Regions from separate parts of the Homo sapiens genome. Here region 1 is linked to region 2. Evidence: chromatin loops called from intact Hi-C (ENCODE). Cell type or tissue: pancreas. All regions are shown on one strand. Region 1 overlaps SLC43A2 (solute carrier family 43 member 2). Region 2 overlaps SCARF1 (scavenger receptor class F member 1).

What was found. Peaks named below come from ENCODE experiments on the same cell type or tissue, not always from the same donor. Only the 100,000 strongest peaks of a DNase experiment are listed, where the experiment ranks them.
Region 1: a loop joins it to region 2, with 3 times the contacts of the local background. A loop is called at or near these places in 107 of 110 quality-filtered maps.

Annotation. Positions count from the first base shown.
Region 1 is chr17:1,573,307-1,575,806 of GRCh38, reverse strand. It overlaps SLC43A2 (solute carrier family 43 member 2), which reads left to right. Exons shown (of 14, transcript NM_152346.3): 14 at 42-2,500. The coding sequence ends at 203. Among named protein-coding and RNA genes, the nearest start is that of PITPNA, 12 kb to the right of the region's middle. RefSeq lists an enhancer at 1-291. In pancreas, CTCF peaks have their summits at 1,018 and 1,223 (motif pointing left); DNase peaks (open chromatin) are centred at 336, 856 and 1,146; H3K27ac peaks cover 1,557 bases.
Region 2 is chr17:1,639,551-1,642,050 of GRCh38, reverse strand. SCARF1 (scavenger receptor class F member 1) reads left to right here. Exons shown (of 11, transcript NM_003693.4): 5 at 1,385-1,603; 6 at 2,011-2,139; 7 at 2,309-2,412. Among named protein-coding and RNA genes, the nearest start is that of SCARF1, 4.9 kb to the left of the region's middle. In pancreas, no CTCF peak of the experiment used is centred here; DNase peaks (open chromatin) are centred at 1,520 and 2,290.

The DNA of each region.
Region 1 (2,500 bases), 66 kb after region 2:
ACCACCACGCCCTGTGATGCGCGGCCTCCCTGCCTCCCCAGGTGAACGTGGGGCTGCTCCTTCTCAGCCTGCTGGGCTTCTGCCTCCCGCTCTACCTGATCTGCTACCGGCGCCAGCTGGAGCGGCAGCTGCAGCAGAGGCAGGAGGATGACAAACTCTTCCTCAAAATCAACGGCTCGTCCAACCAGGAGGCCTTCGTGTAGTGGCTGCCGCCTCGGAACTGCGGTCTCCTGCCTGTGCTTCAGTGACTGACCCCTGTCCTGCCCCTCCAGAGTACCCCACGCACCCCCAGGACCTTCGCCGTCTCCGTGCCAGCGTTCACGCTCCCTCCCGGGGCCCTGCCTCGGAGCTCTGTGGTGGAAGGACGGGAGAGGGCCCCGGACACGCGCGTTTTCTCCTGCCGAACGCAGGGGCTGCCCTGACTTTGCTCTGCCGCCCCCCGGGGACCCGGGGCCTGGGGTCTCTGTGGTGCCTGCAGCAGGAGCCAGGAACGCCCGGCAGGCAGGCGCTCTCCCGCCAGTGTCTGGATTCTGCCTCTTGCCAAAGCAGAGGGGGCTGCCATCCCCTGCCTGCCACCTGCCCCTCGGCTGCATGCCCACAGCCGTACCTGCCTGAGGACAAAGGCTTGCACTGTCTCGCCCGCGCCTGGCCCCCACCCCCTCCCCGGCCAGCCTGAGGCTGCCTGAGGAAGGAAGGACCCGCTTCCTGTTGTCGGTGCTAATTCCTTTGTAATTCCAGCCCCCTGTCGCCTGTCCAGGGCCTGCCCACCCGTTGGAGGCCGGTGGAGAAGCCCCACCTGGCTTATGCCCTGGAGAGGGTTTAGCGGGCTGGGTGGACCCCTCGCCTCCTCCCCGAGGGCCAATGCCGCGGACACGTTTTCACTGTCACCCTCGTTCTGTCTGCCACCTGAAGGGAATTTGAGGACCGCCGCCAGGGCACCCCGTACATACACACAGCTGCTTTTGTGGAGGTGGACGAAAGGCTGTGGCCGGCAGACGTGGAGGTCCAGGCCGGGGTGGGGACGTGGGTGGGTCCGAGGTGTGTGTGGGGTCGGGGTGGGCTCTAGGAGTTAGCCCTTATCCCCACTGACCAGGCGGGAGCCGCCAGGCCTGCAGCTGGGCCAGTGCCCAGGAGCCATCCTGGCGTGGGGCCAGGAGCTTGTCCAAGGCCACAGGCCCACAGCACCCCCTGCCGGCGGGCTCCGTGGGGCCCTGGAGCTGATGACGGGGGAGGCCCGTCCGCCTGGCCCACCAACCCGCCCACCTTGACTGCCCCCAGAAGTGTGTCTTGAGACCTCCTGGGCGTGCTTAGAGGGGTGAGTTGTGTTTGGATTTTTAGTTATTTTCTCTTCAGTTTTATTAGACTTCTTTTTTATAAAGCAATAAATCCATTTTCCTCCGGGTAAGGGATGCCCCTTCTGGCATATCAGTTAATAGCTGCATGTGCCTATTTTGAGCTTGAGAAGAAAAGGCAGGACAAGATTCTCTGCCACCGACCAGCTCCAGCCGTGCCCAGCTGCTCTTCGTCTCTCTGGGGGACTGCTGACTCGGGAGGGACAGTGGGCCAGGAAAAGACCTTCCTCCCCAACCCCCAAACAAACTGGGCTTGTGCAGACATCTTAGAAGTGTGAGCCACCCTCCTCTACCGATTTTCCCAGCCAAACAGGCGAATCCTGGTCCCTTTCCATCCCTACACCCTTCCACAACCCTGAAGATTCCCGCTGGGTTCTTCTGCAGGCTCAGAGCAGTTCAGGATGTGGGCGGCAGGGAGGGGGATGAAAGGAGAAGAGGAAAGGGCAGGTCCAGGCCACATTCAAGCTCCACATTAACAGCTTGGGCGCCTGGAACACATATCTCCTAGGCTTTATTTCACTCAAATATTTAAAAAAAGACTGGGCGTGGTGGCTCACGCCTATAATCCCAGCACTTTGGGAGGCCAAGGCAGGAGGCTCACCTGAGGTCAGGAGTTCGAGACCATCCTGACCAACATGGAGAAACCCCGTCTGTACTAAAAATAAACATTAATCGGGCGTGGTGGCGTGCGCCTGTAATCCCAACTACTCGGGAGCCTGAGGCAGGAGAATCGCTTGAACCGGGGAGACGGAGATTGCCGTGAGTCGAGATCGCACCATTGCACTCCAGCCTGGGCAACAGAGCGAGGCTCCGTCTCAAAAAGAAAAAAAAAAAGAGAACGAGATAAACATGCCCACTCCTGAGAACACTCGTTTTGTGATGTTAGTGGTTATTCTGATTTTCAAGAAAGTATTATAGTCAAGTTTGGGAAAGGCTGAGTTAAAAGTCAAGCCTGTTTCCTTACAGCCAGCACTGACAGCACTTTGCCAACGCTCATGAGCTCCGTGGCTCCTCAGGAGCGGGTGTGCTGTGCTGCCGAGGAACGGCTCGAACCATCAGAGCCACCAGCCTCCACGTGCGGCTCCATGATCACCCCCAGCAGAGGCTCCCGGGTGCTGGTTCCAAATGGAGACTCCAGGTCTTGCCGC
Region 2 (2,500 bases):
CTGCACTCACAGTAAGAAATTTCATCCCTGGCTGGGCGCGGTGGCTCACGCCTGTAATCCCAGCACTTTGAGAGGCCGAGGCGGGCGGATCACCTGAGGTCAGGAGTTCGAGACCAGCCTGGCTAACATGGTGAAACCTCGTCTCTACTAAAAATACAAAAATTAGCCGGGCATGGTGTTGGGCGCCTGTAATCCCAGCTACTTGGGAGGCTGAGGCAGGAGAATCACTTGAACCCGGGAGGCGGAGGTTGCAGTGAGCCAAGATCGCGCCACTGCACGCCAGCCTGGGCGACAGAGTGAGACTCAGTCTTGAAGAAAATAATAATAAAATAAAATAAGAAATAAAAATGCTGGTCAGGATCAGCTAAATGGCTTTTATAAACTGCCCTTCTTCTCCCCTACTAATGGGTCTGACCCAAGTATATGATCCCAGCTAGTTAAGCATCTGAGGGAGAAACTTCAGGTAACTATTAGGCATCAATGGGAAATTAAGATATGGCAAATGTGAAATTATATTGGTGACAACAGTGGTCTCCAACCTTTTGGCACCAGGGACTGGTTTCATGGCAGACAATTTTTCTATTATTACACTGTAATCTATAATGAAATAATAATATGACTCACCATAATATAGAATCAGTGGGAGCCCTGAGCTTGCTTTCCCGCAGCTCGAGGGTCCCATCTGGGGGTGATGGGAGACAGTGACAGATCATCAGGCATTAGATCCTCGTAAAGAGCATGGAACCTGGACCCTCCCGTGCGCAGTTCACAATAGGACTGGCGCTCCTATGAGAATCTGAGGCCACCACTGATCTGGCTGGCAGCGGAGCTCAGGCGGTCAGGCTCCCCTGCTGGTCATCTCTACGCTGTCGCCCAGTTCCTAACATGCCACGGACTAGTACCAGTCCATGGCCCAGGGTTTGAGGACCCCTGGGTGAAAACACTTTACATTTTTTGCATTTCGTGTGATGGGGTAGAAGACACTACTGAGTCCCATTCATGCCAGACCTGGGGACGGCTCAGTGTGGAAAAAGGAAAAGTGAAAAGAGCAGGAGGGAAGGCCTGGCAGACCTCGCAAATGGGACTCAGAGCTTGGTGGTGACTCGCCTGCCCTGGCTGGGCTGCTGGCTCCTGATGGTCCTGGGACCCAGGGAAAGACGGTCACAGAGCAGATGCCTGGAAGGAAAGGGATGGGATCCTGTAAGAGCCCTCATTTGTCCTCATTGTACAACGTGGGGAAACTGAGGCTCAAACCTGCCTGACCCAGGTGGGACCCGAACACTCTCCAGGGCCCCCGAAGGCCTGCGTGGAGTACAGGGGTAGGAGGGGGTGGGCGCTCCATCCATCCACCCCCACTGTTCCCACGAAGCCCTTCTCTTCCCAGCTGTGGCCGCTGCAAACACAATGAGCCGTGCTCTCCAGACACAGGCAGCTGTGAGTCCTGCGAGCCGGGCTGGAACGGGACCCAGTGCCAGCAGCCCTGCCTGCCTGGCACCTTTGGCGAGAGCTGCGAACAGCAGTGCCCTCACTGCCGACATGGGGAGGCCTGTGAGCCAGATACTGGCCACTGTCAGCGCTGTGACCCTGGCTGGCTGGGGCCCAGGTGAGGGCACCATTCTGTTCAGGGTGGGGTACACCTTCCCCCAGGACCCTCAGCTCAGCGGCTCTCTCCGAGAGCACCACCCTCCCCGACACACAGGTTCATGCGGCCCCAGGGGCCTCCCTCCTGTTGAAGACTGGGGGAGAGCAGTGGGTTCTGGGGGGGCCTGGGCAGGATCCCAGCTCCCTCCCCTCTGAGGCTTCCTGCCCTCCTCGCCCTCTGGGGACTTGTAGTCTGTCACCTGCTGGATTTGGCCCCAAGTTCAAGGCCCTATTTGCACCTGAGCTTCACTGCTGAGGAGTGGCCAGTTGGGTCCTTGAGTCCAGGAGCGTGGGGCGGAGGGGTGGGGCCCCACAGTGGGGGCCAGGCCTGCCTTGGTCTCCCCTTCCCCGAGTCTTGCCTCACCCCAGGTGTGAAGACCCCTGCCCCACTGGTACCTTTGGGGAAGACTGTGGCTCTACCTGCCCCACCTGTGTTCAGGGGTCCTGTGATACTGTGACAGGGGACTGTGTCTGCAGTGCCGGCTACTGGGGGCCCAGGTAAGGATGGGGATCCCGGGGGCGGGAGAGTGCCAGGGGCCTAGGTCAGGGCTCTGTGCAGCATTTCCTGAACTTCCCTGGACAGTGCCCAGAAATCTCCCTGCCCGTCTCCTGCCTGCCTCCCCCACTTCACCCAGCCCTCAGCCTGCCTCTCCATGTCACTCCATAGCTGCAACGCCTCCTGCCCAGCCGGTTTCCATGGAAACAACTGCTCAGTTCCTTGTGAATGCCCAGAGGGACTCTGCCACCCTGTCTCTGGGTCCTGCCAGCCAGGTAAGGTGGAAGAAGGCTGCGGGGTGCAGTAGCCAGGGAAAGGCGGGCCCTTCACATGGGCTCCAGGGCAAGTTCCTCACCAGGGAGT